Regions from separate parts of the Mus musculus genome. Here region 1 is linked to region 2. The links are chromatin loops, found by intact Hi-C in ENCODE. Cell type or tissue: gastrocnemius. All regions are shown on one strand. Each heading gives the region's core, and the rest is flanking DNA. Links, peaks and the distances in the headings are about the cores only.

Region 1 (9,659 bases), core at 571-8,570, 560 kb before region 2:
AAAATTGACTTTGATTTTCACAATATTCTGAGTTGTACAATAATTACTACAATCTACATTTAACCCATGTTGAAGTGATATATAATTTAAACCCAGTATAATTTTGAATAGATCAGAATTGTGGCCAGAAAAACTAAAACTGTAATAACCAATCCTGGAAGGAAAGGAAAACTGTGAGACGGGGCCCATGAGAAGAAATGTGGAATGGAACACCAGATGCCGAAGGCAAAGCCCAGAGTCTGGTCCACATGAGACAAAGGACACAAGTGAGGTCCATGAAGTGCTTTTACATAGCCAGGACGGGGCTGCCAGAACATCTGGCGTGCTGTAGGCAAGGAAGCAGGGGAATCCCAGACTACAATGCTCAACTGGACTTGGGTGTAGTCTCTGTGACAAACTGGGAAGCAGATGCATTTAAGATTCAATCACTTTGAGAGTTCCTGTCCTAATTGTTCTGTCATTGGGAATGTACAGAGGCTCCAACTCAGATAACCTTCAAAGAAGTGACTGGCAAATTGTTGGCAGGGTCAGGCCTAGGTAACAGGCTTCCCTTTGCTGAGATTCAGAAGGGAGAGATGGATACATAAGAAACAGACCTTGAAGGATCTTGGGAAGGAGGTGGGCGGCAGGGAAATGACATTGAAATTAACTGGGCACACAATATTGCCACTAGGAGGAAACTCTGGATATCTGTGGGTAGTGCAATAGGGGCAAAATAAACCAGTTTCTCGGATGGCCACTGACAGCAGGTGGTCTATTTGCATTTATTTGAGCTGAGAGAATATACACTTTCACCAAAGGAGAAATCTGAAAGCTAATCAGAGTCTGTTTTCAAGCTCATCACCTCTACTCCTGTGAGTGGTACAGCCATGCTCTATCCCTTGAGAATTTATAGTCAAGTGGTAGCAAGGGAAACTGCACACTGACGATTCGGGCTCTACTGTCCAAGGAAATGAGTGTCCTTGTCTTTACACAAGGATAAGATACAGAGAAGACACCAGATAAGCAACAGCCTCGAGAATCAGGAAAGTCAAAACTGCTGCTTTTTACAGGTCAGGGTATCAAGAGCCAGCCAATATATGTGCAGTAAAAAGGAACTTGTAGCTTGTTTTTCAAAATACTGCTTCTCATAACACATTTATATATTTTATTACCTTAGAAATAAGATAGATACTGCACTTGGTTACTAAAAATAATATGTATAAAATTAAATTTTACTGAAAGTTAAAATTTTAAAACAAGGAAATTTCCTTGAAAATACACACGCATGCTGTAAGAGTAACTAGCCTGCTTAGAAGTTAATGGAACATGTGGGTAATTTATAGAAGGTCCAAAGCTAAACTTGTTAAATGAGTCTAACAGCCCTCTAGCTTTCAGGAGAATGTTCCGTGTTCCAACCTGAGTTATGCATAAGGTTTAAAGCAGGACACCATCTCTCCAGGCTGCATTCTTAGTAGCAAAACTCATTTTTAGGAAAACAAGCAATGGAAACTTACTAAGGACAGTTACACACACACACACACACACACACACACACACACACACACACACACACACATACATCACATACAACCTTCGTCTACAAAAAGAACTTGTCATTATAACTAGTACTACTTAGGTGCATTCAAAGATTCAGGATTTAAAAAGGCAATAGACTAAAGCAAAAGGTAAACATGAAACCAGTAGAACCAAAGAGGGCATTGCCTTGTGACTCAGTCGGTACAAAAGGGTGAGGACAGAGTCAGTAAGCCTGGGCTCCTTTGTAGCTCCCAAATCTAAGCGAACACTAACCCACAAAACCCAGAGATACTAATGGTTTGGGACCAGACATTACAATAAGGTAATACCACAATACAGCAAGTTATAGACTCAGGGTTTCCCAATGACTGTCAAAGTTATACTATAGTCTGCACTATACTATACTGCCACAGCAGTTGTCCTAAAAATGCACAAGTTTGATTAAAGTGCTTTATCCAATACTTTTAATCATATGAACTGCGAGAACAAAGTCACAGGTAGACTTGCTCAAGGCAGGACTGTCTGCTGTGGATCATCTATCTGTGGATTTAAGGTTAAAATGCAATTAAGTAAGGTACATTTATGATATGGGGGATGGGGGAGTAGTCAGTCCACAAGATCATTTAAATCAGACTCCCATATGAAACTTTCTAGATGTACCATTTAAAAGCTAATTGATGCTAGCTGTGGTTTTTGTCTCAGCCCTGTAATTTCACTGTGTTGGACTATTTTTACACATGTTATTTTTAATAAAGACCCTCAAATATTATACTCCTATGGGTATGAATTTCTTTGTATCATGCAAGGTCGTATGTTGATGGCCTCAACATTAATGTAAATGTATTAGGAAACAGTGCCTCCTAAAGCTGAGGCAGTAGGGTCAGGAGTTTGAGATCAGTTTAGGCTATGCAGTGGGTTTCAGACTAGCCTGGCTATTCAAGTTTATTTTCAAAAACCTAAACAAAGAGACATATCACAGAAATTCCTCTCTACTTATATGGATGGTGTGAATAGGTGGCCATCTCCAAGCCAGGAAGACAGCTTTCCTCAGACACCATTCAGCTCACACTTTACTGTTGAACCTAGCCCCCAGAACTAGGAGATAAATGATCCTGAGACCCTGAGCTCAGGCACAGTCTGGCTCAGCTCTGCCTCTCAGCATCTCTTACCACAGAGCCAGGTGAGACCTCAGTTGTCTCTAGAAATCCAAAGAGAAATTATGTCTATCTTGTACTAACATGAACATTTATGATGTAAAGGCCAAGAATACCTTTGGGAAGATCCAATCTACTTACTTTTAAAATCTGCCATGTGTCAGGAAGCCTTCTGGTTTTAAAGCACAAACAAAGCCAGAAAGAAACACAATCCCTCACTGACAAGCAATTTTTTAGTCTCTCAAAATAAACAAACAGGAAGGAGGAGGAGTAGGAAGGAGGATGAGGAAGAAGAAAAGGAAGAGGAGTAGGAACAAGAATTAAAATGAAGAGGAAGAAGGAGGAGGAGGAGGAGGAGGAGGAGGAGGAGGAGGAGGAGGAGAACTCTCTTCTTGACTTCCTATGACAACTAGATACCTTAGCACTCACTCCTTTTCTGAGTCAGTTCTGCAAACTGTTTTTCTGAGCAGTTGTTTCACATGACTTTGTCAGTATGATCCTTCTGCAACTCTCCAGTCTTCCCACTGACTGTCCTTCACCCATCATGCCCTCATCCAATGGTCTGTCTGTCTCCTTGCATTACTAACCACTCAGTAGCACTGGTCCAAGCTAACCAACCCTACATCTCCCAGTGTTCAGTTTCCCTCTATAGTGTGCAGCATCCAATGCTTCAGGCACTGGAAGATCCTACCCAGCCAAGAAACAGGACCCATCCCCAGGCACATCCATCAACACATTCCTCCTCTGGCTCCCATCTCATTGGTTCTTCATCCTTTGGGTGATGCACTTTACTTATTGGTTGGTTAATTATCTGCCTATCCCTTTAAGAATGTGAGCATAGGAGGGCAGGGCAGGATGGAACCAGCCTGCTCACCACAAATAACCAGTGTGCCCAATAAATTCAAGACAGTGGAAAGCCAGCAAATCATTGCAATCTCATGAGTGATTAAAAAAAAAACAAGTATAAATTGAGAAATTCTATGAAGGAATAATACAGTATTCACAGCCACACAAAAAGGTAGCCATGCATTGTAAGGAAGTGGCAAGTATACACCACACTACTCAAAGGGTGGGAGGAACCCACTGCACAGTGAAATCACTCTGTATGGGGATAGGAAGGCGGAGCTGAGATAGTTCCAGAGGCAGGGATATGCGCCCTACACTGTCAGAGTAGTAAAACACGATAGAGCCTGCTTTCTGCTCCACATTTACTTTGGAATCTAAAGAAGTCTAGTTGTTATCTACAGTTTGGTAAGCACAATAGCCTGTCCTACATATGAAACGCTGTGTGCATCTGCTTCATTCTTCAAATGTTTCCCTGAACCTTTGTCAGGAACAGCTTGAGATGAGCACTGTTGTGCTTCAATCAGAAATCAGCATGAAAATCTCCAGAAAACATTTTTCCCAGCAGTATCTCCTAATAAAACGTTTCATTGTCTTAAACTAGCCAGATGTAAATAGTCTTGCCAAGAACCACTGACAGACAGAAATAGTTAAGAAAGGAGCCATTGTCTCCCTAGTTAAAATTCTAACAGTATAGTAAGAGTGTTTCATGTAGCTTTCACTACCCCACCAGTAGGTTGCATGCTCTCACCTGCACAGGAGTTATCTCAGATCTGTTGTTTGAAGAAACACACACACACACACACACACACACACACACACACACACACACACACACACACCAGTTATTCTCAAAATGCCTTGGCTAGCAATGACTGGGCATACCTAATTCTTCCTGTTACTCCAGGCACAGTCCAAAGGTCACTTACCAGAGTTCTTACATCTCTGGTGGCTCTGTGTCCCTCCAAGGACGGTAATAAAACTCTTTCCTGCCTCTCCTACCTTCAGGAACCTAGAAACCCCGCCTTTTTCACCCAGCCATTGGCCAACATCTTTATTGATGGATCAAGAACCAATTGGGGAACAAGAACTTTAGAGTCAGTACTCCCAGATTACCAATTAAATCAAAGTATTAGAACCACCCCCTACATAAGGGTACAAATATGGTATCCAGGAAGAGTAGACAGGTTGACAAAGATAAGCGTGCATTGTGGGTTCCACTTGTCATGACAATACAGGTCCATGGCTGTGCTTAAAGATGAGTGTTTGGAATTTAAGACATGAATGAGAAGACAAGAAAACCATCTGAAAGAAGCACGAGTTCCTACCTGTGGCCAGATAAATGATGTGGACCAGAGTCTCCCTGCCTTGCACAACATCAACAGCTAAGTGGGAGAAGCGGCTGTTGTCCTCCATGAAAGAGGGCACTGTGGTCACTGGCTGCACCACTTCATGCATCAGAATGAACTTCTGAGCATCCTGTAGGTTTCTTTCCGTCAGGTTTACGTACAGGCCCTGGTCCATGGTGCCGCACTGCAAGAGAAGACAGGCCAGGTTGTAAAAGCTGGATGCCCACCGCTCACGTGGCTACCAGATGGAGGCGAAAATGGAACAAACTACAAACTGAATAAGCCATGATGTATTACTGAGTGTGCAACCGAATCAATCCTTCCATCTCCCTCGACTGGCATCCTCCTGTTCTCCCACTGTGGATGGAAAGTCAACATATTTGCGATCTCTCAATGTATGGTAAAGAGAATATGAGACATTTTAAATTGGAGCAGGCACTGTTGTTGACTCTAGTTTGAACAGCAGATGGGAAGAATTGCCTCCTGTTCTGTCGGGTCTCTAGGGAGTAGCTGTCTGTCAGCTTGCAATACGATTGCATCTGACTGATGAAGCTGAGCTGACATTGACCATGAAGCAGTTGGGCTCATACAGATGGATGCATTTCCTGGCTATCACAGCGGGTTGGTTCATAAGCAACCCTGAACTCCATGGTGACACCTTGGTGCTTAACTAAATCTGTAAACATTATCTCTCACGTGGGCTACACAAATAACTGTGAATAACTGTGGCTGGTCTAAATTTATTTGTATTTCTGATTTCAGGAGAATTTAAAGTAATAGGTGAGAACCTGGGAATTTGCAAAGTAAGATAGCAAGTTGGTAATGAGAGAAGAAAAAAGCAGTGAGGAAAAGAGGGCTGAGAAAGGTGGGGAGGAGGAGATGGAGAGAGGAAGGAAGGAGCAATTTGCAGGGAGTGTCAATTTCATGAGACTGATCTGGGATACACAGCAAACACAGAAATTGTTGTGGATTAATCTCAGAGTCGTGTGGAAGGCTGCTGGCAGGTGTTATAAACAACAGGAGGTGGCAAGGACAAGGTAAGAGGGCAGGTGAGAAAGAGAGAACCGATTTCTCAGAGCCCAGCTCAGGACCAGAAAATCTATCACCAACCTCTCTCATTTCCTTTATAAACTTTAAAGGCTGGTATAGGAAATGAGGTTCCTCTGCTCACTTCCTAAAGCAGGGGTGACGGGGTCCACACTGCCTGAAACTACTATTTATAACATGTCATTTCCAATACATGTTTTTTATAACAGGTTAGAGTTTCAGGAGTAGAAGATGGAAATTACTTTTTGAAAGTCAATTATGTTTTTGTAGCATTTGATAAAATATCCTATATTCCATAAAATGATAGGCCGATTGTGGAATTAGAGAAACCTGGAGTTAAGTGCACTGAGCATAACTAGTGAGCAATGAATTTAATTTCACATCCTAGTTTTGAGCACCTTTTACTTTGACATCATGTAAAGGATGTGTTCAGGGTAAAGCTGAGGCCTGCAGAAGATGGCCTGTGGCCTCCAGGGAGTTCCAGCCTCTCGGTTTGTCTCCTCAAATGTTAAATTGTTGGAACACACCGGCTGTGCTCCAGGCTCATCTCTCATGGCTGATGTAAAGTAATGAGAGGAAAGCATTTGTAAATTAAAGTCCTTGTAAATGCCGGGAATCAGACAACATTCCTGATAGCTCAGAAGCTAGGCAACCAATTGTAAATGCATCTGTCTTAAAGCAGGAAGGACATCCATGGTCCATGGAGCTGTGGTATCCAGAGAGAAGTAAGTGAATGAATAATGGGACAGAGAAATGGACAGATATTGCCACATGCAGTTGTTTTGGGGTCTGAAAAGACTGTACCGATAGATTTTATATGAATAGCACTTTAACATAATAACACTCTAAGCATGGGCACACTGACTATCAGGAATGTATATGTGTGTTTTAATATTTTAATTATTACCTTTAAGTGTCTATATGTGCATGTGTATGTATGAGTGTATGTGAGAATATGTGTGAGTGTGTGTATATGTGTTTGTTTTTGAGTGTGTGTGTGTGTGTGTGTGTTAAGGTTCTTCATATGGGTTCTGGGAATTGAATTTGGGTTCTCTGGAAAGGCAATGTGTGCTCTTAACAGCTAAGCCATATTTCCAAGCCCCCAGAAAACAGTTTTTTAAAGCAAAAGAAAAGATCACCACTTGGTCTGAAACCTTTCCAGTTGACAGCTAATTCTGAAGGTGATTGTGTGTTGTGATCAACTTGTATTGAAGTCAAAGACAATACTTGAGGTGTGGGTAGCAACAATGGCTTACCTGCTGGCTTCAATCGCATAAAAGTAGTGTTTGTATGTGCATGCTGTTTTAAGACAAATGGCATGCTGAAAACCAGCAGGTATAGTCTAAAAGCAAGGACCTCCACTCCCCTTGAAAACAGATATAGGAGCTTAAGGGGCAGAGTGCTAAAATGGATCATGTCTCCTGTAAGCTGTTTGCCTGTTTTGTCATGAGCTATATTTGAACTGTCTTCTACTGCTTCTTCCTGACACCATCTTATAATAAATATCTCACCCAAGGATTCTCTTTCCCATATTTGGAACCTATTCAACATTACTGCATGTATTTCTTGCTGCATAGCAACTCATCAAGCTCTCTAAGGGCTGCGAGTTTTAGAGTTGAACCTTACTCACTGGTCTGCCCTAGTTACTGTCAGGTACTCACTACCCTCGGGACCCCATACAAGAAGAAACTGCAAAAACTGGAAAGAAATACATTGCTTGTGTTCTCATGTGGCTTACAGCCCTCAATAACTGTCATGCCAATGCCTGTTCAAACAAGATCGGTAATTCTATAATTGCTAGGAAAATAATAAATGCTCAGATGGTATCTATTTCAAGGGTAGCATGTTAATCCCTATTCTAAATACCCATACTTGAAGATCAAGCTCAAAATAGGCCAACTTCATCCCAGACTACATGTTCCTTGGTGTCTATGCCCACTGGATCCCCTGTCCCTTCCCACTTTGCTGCCAAGACATGAGTGTATTCGTGGATTCTCAGGATGCAGCTGCATCTCAGCCCGAGTCGCAAGCAGTCTTCCCCAACTACTCCTACACGACGATATTTTCCTTTTGGCTGCATCATTTCTCATTGTTGGTGATAAAACCTGTGGAAGGTTTTGGAGCCTGTCACCTAGCTGTTCTCCATCTGAGTCCCACAGTATTTTCAATAGCTGATGATTTCATAGGGTTTAAGATCTACCTCTACTAGGGCAGACAAATGCCACTGGGGGTGGCTTTGAGACTGTGGCTGATCAGGGTGACTAGTAGCCTTTGTTGTGTTCTGAGGTTTACTGAGCTTTTAAAGTATGATGTATTTCTCTTCCTAAATCATTTTCCTGAATCGGCTCCTTCAGTTATTTCATTTTTCCTATTGTAAAAGTGTCACATAAAATTCTAATTGTCAAGGTGAAAACCAAAACAATAACAGTAATAACAACAATAACAAATATAAATATTATGTTTAGTTATTGTCAATGTTGGGACCCTTAGGTCTAAAAGACGGCTCATCGGTTGAAAATGAGTTTCTACTCTCTGCCAGTCTGGGTGAGAGCTCGACCATCAATCAGGAACCTATGACAATGTGGCTATTAGGCAATCTAGAAATGGAAACACCTATGTGTAGTTGGGAACACACATACACACATATCACCACCACCATAATCTGTAACTTTAGTTTCCTGGAAGTGTTAAATGTATGCTCAGAGGATGATGTAAGCTGAGCTAGCTTAGTGCTTGTCATGTGTGCCACTTCTGTGCATGTCTCCTTCATTGTTCAGCATGGACCTAATTCCACTAGTAAACAAAAGCAAGTCTTTCAATGTTATTCTGATATAATAACACACGAGGGTACTTAGATGTGCTATGGATATATACAGATGCATGACCTAAAAGATACACATTGTTTGGAATCCGTAAAGGATTATAAGTTTGCCTAATCACCCAGTTCATTGTGGAAAGCTGCAATCCAACAGACAATGCAAAGGAGGATGCTCTGAATCTAAATGTCTTTGTTCATTTTCTTAAGCTTCAGGTCTTAATAAAACAGATTTTTAAAGGTGGTAATATATTTTCTTCTTTATATTGAATAGAAAATCCAGTCGAAATATGTAATTACTCAACATGAAAGACACAGAAGACTTCAGACAGGTTGTTCTCATGAGTCTTTTCAATCAAATGTACTGTTTAGTAACCATGCACACTGGCTGACATTTGCAAAGTTTACTTGTATCCCTCCCTCTCCTGTGTATCTAGGAAGTAATGAGAAGATGCTAAACATTTTGTCCAAGAAAAGCAATGCAGTGCAAATATGATACTCAAACTACTTATCTTATTCTTAGCCTCATTCTCTGATAAAAGTCTTAAAATATTGAAAGGAAAAAATTCAATTGTAATTGATTGATGATTACCAAAATCTACCTGTAAAAATTTAAACTTTTTCTAAAGCTCAGTTTTCTTGGAAGTCATGAGTTTTATGATTTGGGATGTTAAACCACCCAAAATTGGAAGGAAGGACTGACTGTCTTATATCACTAGTCAATGATTGCTACTAACAGGAACTTAGTTGATTGAGATTGGGATTTTTCCTTTGCTGGCAGTGGTAAGATCCAAGCTTAACCACTAAGCAGCTGTGGCCCTGGCTATTTGACCTGCCTGGAGACGCTATGCCCCTCTCTATACATAGAACAGTGTCATTCATGTGACACTGATGCCACATGTATAGTCACAAAAATGACACATCAGACCAAGT
Region 2 (9,659 bases), core at 732-8,731:
ACCTATGTCCTTTCTGTTATTGTTGGGGAAAGTTTGCCTTTTAATGAAAACTTGATTAATAAACATATACATTTTTGTTTGGAGACATGCTTGAGAATTAGACAGTGGTAGTAGCCATGTGTCCCTGCCAGTCAGTAAAGCCAGCCATTGGGCTGTAGTACTTTAGGGTAGAAATTTTATTCTATGTCAATTGTTTTAAAACAAAATCAGAAGACACTGCAGAAGCACCTCAGATTTAGGATTGAGCTTTCTGGAATGGTTCCCTCTGCTCCTTCATCACCACTGTGTCTCATTCTGGCCCAACAGCAGATCATGGTGCCAAATGCAGACAGGAACAATTAGTGGAGGCTATAATGTCCTCAGGGGTTTCTCTCCCACAGCTGAGCTTTTGAAAGTGAAGTAGGAGTGAGCAAACAAATGGACGCATCAGCTCACATTAAGGGAGACTCCTGGGAAAGAAATTTCTTTCCTTAATAGTACAGGAAATGTCCTTGCTTATGGAGGATTGGAAACTCAGTCACACTTGAGGGCATGTGTCCTCACTATGGCCACCCCCAGCTCTTTTTACCAACCCTTAGTTAGCCCCCATTGATGCCTGTACTATCTGCCCTTTGTTGCATAATTAACCATTTGGTAGTGTAAGACATCCAAGGTTTATGTAGTTTATAATTCTGCACTTCTCAGATGAGGCCTTCGTAGCTCACCCTCCAGGTGATCAGGTTAGTCAGCTGGCTGTAAACTGGGCTAACCTGTCTGCTTTCCCCCTCTTTGCCCATCAAGGGATCCTGGACTGTTTGCACAGTAGAACAAGCTTCCAAGAAGACAAGTGATGCTTGTAATGCCAAACCAACAGGGATGGCATGTCATGGTCACCCAAGGTCACAAGCCAATTTGGACCCAGAGAAACATGAACCACACCCTACTGATGGCTGAAATGACATATAGTCACATTATAAGACCTGGGATACAACTTGGGAAAGCTGTAAAAATGTGGGGATTAATGAGTTCTCAGTTTAAAGAGCTAGCCAAACTTCCCAGGGGGACATAAGGAACCTAATTATTTAATAACTTCAAAACTAGAGAGGATTGGAAGCATCCCCACTAGAGAAAGCATCCCCAAAGGAGCTGAAGTGTGTCTGTCCATCCCCACTGTGTCCTGTTGTCTTCCCTGTAGAGCTGAATGTGAAGAGCTAGCTAGATGAGCTGACTCGGGGATGCTGGGAGCGGCCAAAGGACAAGGCAAGGAGACTCAGCTCCCAATGACTCCAAGCCCAGGGACAGAGCGATGCTATGCTTGCTAAAGTAACAGACTACTTATGTGCCTCAGTTTCCCAGTACTCAAAGGCATAATAAGCTGGTCACAACATATGTTTCTTTATATCTATTTCATACGGGCTCAATTCCACAGGGTGTGTTCAAAAAGTTACTGGACAACAAAGCAATTATCTGAAAACTCAGCAGAATTGGGGCATAAGTCCCAAGCACGTCCTCACTTCAGGAACATTTAATAAACTGACTATAAGTACTCCTTAGTCGGCATCCCCAGGCACTGTGAGTCAGTAGGTCTGGGTTGTGCAGAAGCCTGTCATTTTAGCCAGCCTCTCTATTTGTCTGGAGAGTTTGGTTTCATTACCTGGGGCATGAGGTCACTGTATCTACCCTGTCTGGCTTCAGTGTGTGATCTAATAGACAGTGAAGAACGTTGAAGCAGATCCTATAATCTCAGCTAATCATAGAGGGAGAAGCTCTGAGGGAGCTAATTTTGTTAGGGTATGTCTACTTTGTTCGCTGGGATCTCAGTTCCAGTCTCTAGGCATTATTCCTGATCACCCTTGAACTCTAGGATTCTCTCATTATACTCCTGCAAGGTTGCATGAAGGTGAAAATTACAAAGACCCCACAGAAAGATTGTTAACAGGATAGAAGTTAATTTGCACCTTCCAAAGCAGCCTGGTGCTGGTATAATGAGTCAGTTCCTTACAAGCACACAGGAGCTCAGCTGTTCCCTTGTCCAGCTCCTGTCATATCTGTCTCACAGTATACGGTGAGAGCACACTCAAGCTCTCAAACTCACATCCTCAACACAACATTGGAAGGAGAGAAAAAGATTGCACAATAATCTCCCATTAAAGAAGTTTATGGCTACTACAGTTTACTTGTACCACTTCTGCCCACGTGACATTAGTCATAACTGGTCACACAGAAAGGCAGCCATTAGAGAGGAGCCAGGGATAAGTCACTCTCTATTGTAGAAGAATGGCATAGGGTCTGAGTCTCCACAAAAGGAAGAGAACTGGGAAGTGTAAGAGAAGTAACCCCTCCCGTGACTAAGCTATGTCAAAACGTGTGACTGTATATGTCACTTGTGAATAGTCTCACTTACATGCATTTCTTGTAGCGTTCTTCATTAGAGCAGTGAAAACATAAAATATTAAGTGTCCAATAAGAAAGACATCATTAAGTCAGTCATGAGGCATCAACTTAATAATCTAAAATCTCCAGAAAGACTGGTCGCCAAGATTGTATAATCATTTATAGCTAGAAATGGAGAACCCTAGGATCTTCTATCTTCTCTCTTAAATGCCTAAGAAATATCAATTCAGACCTGAGAGCTTGGCCTTAAAGGGAAACCAATTCCTCAGATGAGACAACCCAGGGAACACAGTGTTTAGGATGAATCCGCTCAGGCTTCATTCATTGTGAATTTAAATTCTATGAAACAATTTCCTCTGGGAAATAATGACAGAAGAGTAAAATCAGGAAAGCATTTTCTGTCCCTTAGACATCTGCTGCCAAGCTGCATCAGCCCACAATCCCAGCACTCTCTAGCACTGGGCTGTAAGTGACTCTTCTGTCCACATTTCTGGGCACTCCAGTGTCTAATCTACATAGAAACACAAAAACACAAGTGTCAGGAGAACATGACAAGATGTTGCTAAAAGAATTGCTTCCTGGATGATGCCCACTGAGGTGCAAAGATTCACAGGAGGAAGGTGACAATATGGATCCTGCTGATGATATAGGTAAAGAACTGTAGCTTAGAGCACACGTCTTGGTTCTAAGCACAGAAAGCAGCAAGTAGACAGGATGGACATTGCTTAAGCAGGAATTTCACAGCTGCTCTGCACTTAGAACTTATCCCCTTCTAGATGTCAATTCCAGATGAGATTTAGTCAACCCACCAGAGGGCAGGGAGATGCCACGGGATCACTACTCTGTGTTCCCTTTGCAGCAAGGCATGGTTGGAAGAGTCTCCGAGTTTAATGATGACTATTAATGACAACTCATCTACAAATATGGAAGGAGAGTGAAGGAATGGATTCTGTTGAGTCTTCTGCTTTGGAGAGATGGCCATCCTATGATCACCCGCTTCTTCATAGCATGAACATGTGTCTGGAGATGTTGAGACAGATGCAACAAGTCCCTAAGGCAAAAGCAAACACTCAGGAAACAAGAAAGGGTTTTTAGATGGAAGATGACTGAGTAGGACTATGAAGGGATATAAGACGCCATGGTCTGGGAAGATGGTTCGTTCAGTCAGTAAAGTGCTTTCTATGAAAGCATGACTTCGGGCTGGTGAGATGGCTCAGAGGGTGAGAGTACCCGACTGCTCTTCCAAAGGTCCAGTGTTCAAGTCCCAGCAACCACATGGTGGCTCACAACCATCCGTAACAAGATCTGACGCTCTCTTCTGGTGTGTCTGAAGACAGCTACAGTGTACTTACATATAATAAATAAATAAATCTTTTTTAAAAAAAAGAAAAGAAAAGAAAAGAAAGCATGACTTCAATGCCCAGTGCCCACAAAAAAAAAAAAAATCTAGGCATAGAACTTCATCCTTGCAATCTCAGTACCAAAGAGGTAGAGACAGGTGAATCCCTGGGGACTCTGGCCAACCCTATTAGCCTAGATGCATGCCCCAAGTCTCAGTGAGAGAGATTGTCTCTTAAAATAACGCATATAGCACCTGACCTCTGTCCTAAACACACACACACACACACACACACAATGTGCACTGGTATCTGAGCACAGGTTTTTATCTCCTTCTCTCTCTCTCTCTCTCTCTCTCTCTCTCATGCTATGGCAACTGGAATATCTCTGGAATGGCTTAGAAGAAATTGGTAACAGATGTTGCCTTTAGGGTAGAAAAGAGGGGAATCAGTCACTTTGAGTATTGTTTGAGAACATACTTTGTACTTAATTACATCATATGTGCTTATTTTAAAACTTGTATTAAAAAAAGAGACACAAGATGAAACATTTTTATTCTATTTACCAACCATAAATTCCCAGCCTATGACATAAAGAAAGACCTTGAAGTTTCTTCCTGTGTCAGGTTTTCATACACGAGGCTCGAGCCACCAACTGTCCTGAGAAAGAACTGAAAGTCCAGAGATCACACAGTACTTTCAAATGTTATCTCGGGTGTGACCTGAAGTTGGCCATCAAGAGGGCAAAGCACATTCCAGTCAACTGAGAAAGTACCACACACCTGTTCCTATCATTTGCTCCTAAAACTATGCTTTTCCTTCAAGTGTGTGCCAGCCACTTTCCCTCCTCGGGATCTTTGCACAGACCCACTCCACCTTACTGTGTCCTCCACTTACTTTATACCGAGTTATCCCTAACTCCACTTTCTGATGCAGAATCTGACCCTCTCATATAAGAATGGAAATCCCTTAGCCACTTATACTAGAACCCCTATTTCTATGTTCCTGGAGTGGGGAGCCTCATCTAGGTATTTCTTATCTGTATATTGCAATGTTCATTTCTAGAATATACATGCAGTGCCTATCATTTAGCTTACCTATTGGCACAAAAATCCATTTGGCTGTTTGTATCAATATAATGTATTCACAGTTACATAGTATTTCGTTGGAAGTACCCCCCTCCCCGTGAAATTAGGGAAATGTTTCTGTTCTTTTCTGTAAAATGTGTGCAACAGTAAATATGTAAACATATTATAGCTCAATAAAAATAAAACAAAATAGTCATAATCTTTTAAAAGACACCATAACAGATTTAGAGCTATATGAAGGAAATAATATTGTTGCATGGTGCTATAGAAAATGCCACAGCTGACTCCTCTCACAGAATAAAAGCCCCTACCACCCAAAACACAGGGCTTTAAAAATATAACAAGAGCTATATAGGAGTCATGTAAAAAGAAAAACCTTCAAAATTTCATCAACAAAAGGAAACATACTTGAATAAAGGCAGAGATTCCCCGCCCCATACACATATACACACACCCCTTTTAGAATTGAGCAGAAAAGTCACACAGCTCCCCCTGTTGGTTGGAGTAGAAAGTGTCACAAAATGTCTGGTGAGGAGGTAGTTGATTTCTAGTTTTTCCTTCCCACCGTTGGCATGTTAAAAGCCTTCCAAAATATTGTAGACATTTTCTCCTAATCTTTACCCACTATGAAATTTGAATCATGCCTTGAATTTGGACAGACTTTGGGCTAATGATTATCTGTTGAAATGCAGTGTGTATAGCTCTGCTCTAGGCAAAGAATCAGCACAATTTTCTTTACCCACCCCCACAAAGAACAAACAAATAAAACATTTACTCTTCTTTGGGTGGACCTTTGTCCTAACTGTGAAGTGCACGCTCCACTAGAAATTCAAATGGAAGATGTGCCCATCTCAGTCCAACAGGAAGGCAAGTCACACCAGATGGCTTGATGTGCCATCTCTGGAGTATGTACATGATCAAGAGGACAGAGAAGAATATTTAAATGCTCAGAGACTCATTTTGTGGGACTTTGTTACTACTGAGTATACCTTGAGTGGGAAGAGGAGGGGAAACTATCTGGAGCCTCAAGAGATGGAGGGGCCATGTGCCTAGAAGATTTTCAGTTGTCCAGACATGGCCACTTCCCAGAACAGAGAGCACACCTATAAAACTCACAATCACCCTCAAAGTAATATAATACTCAGTGAAAAGTAATGTTTCCAATAGTGTCCATGACCCTACACACACACACACACACACACACACACACACACACACACACACACATACACACACACACACACGGAAACAGACAGAGACAGAGAGGCAGAGACAGAGAGTGTAAGAAAGTGAGAACGAGAGAGAGAGAGAGAGAGAGAGAGAGAATATTAAGGATTGTGCATGTTCATGCCAGGCTCAGCCATTCAGGCTCTTAGCTTTCCTCCAGTCCAGAACATAATCCTCTCCAAAGCCCTGACTTAAAAGAAGAGCCACACTAGGAGCATATGAAACATCTTGCTTTCTGGACATACCCAAACACTTTCCCATGGCGCTATTTAGCTTGTGGTTCTTTCCTTTGCATTTCCAGTAACCTGGAGACTAGACCCAAAGTGCCATGTGAAGCCATGCAAAGAGGATTCCATGACAGGAGTGGGTGACACCCAGCCCTGTGTCCTGCATCACTAAAACCAAGAGCCCTATCCGCATCAGTGAAAGTACTGGCCATTTCCAGATGCATCCGTGCTCAAAAACAGCCTTGAGCTCAACAGGCGGTTTGGTTGGACAGTGCTGATTATCCCTGCGTCAGCCTGCCTACCTCACATCTAATGATTTTTAACGAATCTGAGACTTCCCAAATCAGTTCTGTCCTACCGTGAGGTGATGAACCAAGTTATGAGCAGCCAGCATGCTTTCCCTCCGAAATGAGATCATTTGGATTGTCATAATTACAATTCCTTCCTGGGAGACAAGGTTAGGCTCCATTTCCCTTTTTCCTAACTTCAGATAAGAACACTGAATTGCTGCTTCAGGAGGCATCAGTTCTGATTTTTTTTTTTCCTTTGTAACAGCATGACTGTTACAAACTTGGGGACTTTCCAGATGGTCAACTTGTAGAAACCAATTAAGACCGTTTTCCTGGATAACTTGTGATTTTGGACAAGAAGAACAACTACGAATGCAGCCCGATCCTATGCCGTTGTGTTGTTTCCTCTGTGATTCATCCTTGCTTTCTAGCACAAGCTCTGTCAGATTCATCTCAGCCTCTCCTTGCCTGAAAGACATCAGCAATCATCCCAATGGGTACTAATGGTACACACACACACACACACACACACACACACACACACACACACACACATACACACACACATACACAGGGCTAAAAGTATATGTGTTGTGTGTGTATATATTTACACACACATACACATTCCTTTAAAGGAGAAACATTAAAGACACTTTTAGACCTGACTGTGATTGCCTTCTAGGCAACATTTGGTACTTGTTAATATGTTTCCTTTCATGATACTCTTTATCTGGTGGCACCACACCATCTTTGCTTTCCTGCCTTGTAGTTCTTAGGTTCCCCTGGCACCTGCTTTTTTCTTGCTAGTCTCCTACCTACAGAAGTTCCAGTGCTCTGACTCTTCCCATCATCGCTGGATTCATTTCCACCCAAATATGAAACCCTACTCTATAACCGGCCTAACTTCTGAACACTGTCATGTCTGTGATGGTGACTTGCTTCCCTGTAGTCAGGCTCCCCCACTGGCCGCCCTCTTACACTGCATAAGGAAGTTGACTTGGAGCCCATTGTCTCACTCTGCACCCCATTTCAGGAGTTAGATATAATATCTCCTGGGCCTCCCCACAACATCTTTGCCTTTCCTCCATCATCTGGTCAAGGAACAATGGATGCAATACACTTGGATCCACCTTCTCCACACCATTTCAGCCCAGTTCCAGGGTAGGGCAAGCCTGTCTTGATTGGTCTATTCCAAAACCTCCTCTTTCATCCTCTCTCAGTCTCTGAGCTGTGGCCAGAATAGCCATTTAAACATAGAAAATAAACCTCAGCAGTCCTCTGATTAAAATTCAGCAACATCTTATCATTCTCACAGTCAAGTCCAGATTTGACCCACTGACCTTCAAGACAAATAACCTTTCATAAGCTCCCTCAGTCAAATTCAGTTTGAATAAAATTGTCTTTTTCTTTTCTTTCTTTCTTTTTTCTAGAGTTCTGAACAAACCCCAAGGCTTTTTCTTATGCAAAGCTGTTTTCTTTATCAGATGTCATGTTTGCCCTTTACCCCTAGTGCTTAGTTCATATGCATTCCTATGTCTTAATTACCACAACTGGGGTGTCTGGGAATTACTGCAGAGTCAGAAAAACCCTACACAACAAGAGTAGGGACTGATATGAGGCAGACTGCCAGTAAATGTCCAGTATCAATAGCTTATGAGTAACAAGATAGTCTGCAAACTGGGTTCATCCTTGAGATGAAGCACTCTATACTTGATAGAATCACATCTCGATTCTTCTGTGAGTAGAGCTTCTAGCATATAGCTTGTTTCCTTCCTTCCTTCCTTCCTTCCTTCCTTCCTTCCTTCCTTCCTTCCTTCCTTCCTTCCTCCTTGTACTTGACATTGAATCTGGGGCCTAACACAAGATAGGCTGGCACTCTATCCCACAAATGATATCTCTAGCCCAACACATGGTTTGTAGATGATAGAGTTATGTATAGATAAGTGACATGTAGTTCACTCTGAATGATGTAGTTGAACTCTAAGTCATTGCAAGCAGCTGCCTATTTTAATTAAGTGCTATAAATTATGCTTTTATCATATAGTCATACTAGTAACCTATTTAAAATATAGAGATGGTGTATCAATTTTGAATTGGTAAGCATTTAATTGTGACAAACTCCAAAATAAAGTGTAGGGTTTGTGTGTGTGTTTCAGTGTTGTTTCATTTTTTATTATTTCCTTTTATTTTTTTGATATTTTATTTCACATAAGATTGGCAGAGAATTGTTTTATTCTATCTGCTTGGTGAACAGGTACAGGAACTCTCCCTGGGATGCTGAGATTGCAGCCCACACAGTGGCATAGACAATGTGTTTCTGTACAGTGTGCATGATGGTCAGCAACTGACAGAAACCTCAGATGTGTCGACAATCTGAAACAAATGGATTTATGTTGGAAAGGAAGCCAGTGGATACTAGGGCACATACTGCTAAGTAGGAAAACTACCACAGTGTAATAATTGTTTAGCCAGAGGCCGAAATTGCTGCAAAAACTCTGGAGATAAAATGTTTGAATAATCAAAGGCATTAAAATTTTAACTCACTAGCTCTTGTTTTATTCATCCACAGATCTAATGATTCCTATAAAAACAAAAACCACCAGGCTTTTGCCATTTGGTGCCAAGTGGGTGACATAAAACAGAGATGAAAATCAGAGTAGGAAGATTTCCAGAGTCGATATCAAGCCATTTCTCTTAGAACATCTTAGTATCATGACACTTTGTACTGTCTGTAGTACTGTAGACAAGGACATCTCATGCCTAAATCATTTTTGTATGAGAATCTTTGATAGATGATCAAATCAGTGATGATTCTTGGAAAGAGAATCCAAACTTTTTTCTTCTGCTTTTGACCAAAGTTGGTAGCTGAGACCACCCTACTAGTCAGACAGGAACCCAGTCTGATAACTTCTACTAATGGTATCAAAGATGAGCACTGTCATGGCAACTGGAAGTCATGGTTGGTTCAGGTAATGTAAACAATATTTTTTTCAGAGATGAAGATAGACAGTTGAACTTAAAGTACCAGTTAAAACTACATTCAGTATCACCAAAAGCAGAAAGGGCTTATGGGAAAAACAAAGGCATAAATACAGACTATTATCTGGGAGTATGAGG

What was found. Peaks named below come from ENCODE experiments on the same cell type or tissue, not always from the same donor. Only the 100,000 strongest peaks of a DNase experiment are listed, where the experiment ranks them.
Region 1: it touches region 2 in a loop (6-fold over the local background); 11 of 42 quality-filtered maps call a loop at or near these places.

Annotation. Positions count from the first base shown.
Region 1 is chr15:32,570,205-32,579,863 of GRCm38, reverse strand. It overlaps Sema5a (sema domain, seven thrombospondin repeats (type 1 and type 1-like), transmembrane domain (TM) and short cytoplasmic domain, (semaphorin) 5A), which reads right to left. Exons shown (of 23, transcript NM_009154.2): 11 at 4,844-5,048. Among named protein-coding and RNA genes, the nearest start is that of Gm41289, 200 kb to the left of the region's middle. In gastrocnemius, for the core only: no CTCF peak of the experiment used is centred there; DNase peaks (open chromatin) are centred at 5,110 and 5,361.
Region 2 is chr15:32,007,861-32,017,519 of GRCm38, reverse strand. No RefSeq gene overlaps it. Among named protein-coding and RNA genes, the nearest start is that of Gm32499, 140 kb to the left of the region's middle. In gastrocnemius, for the core only: a CTCF peak has its summit at 5,295 (motif pointing left); DNase peaks (open chromatin) are centred at 5,288 and 7,525.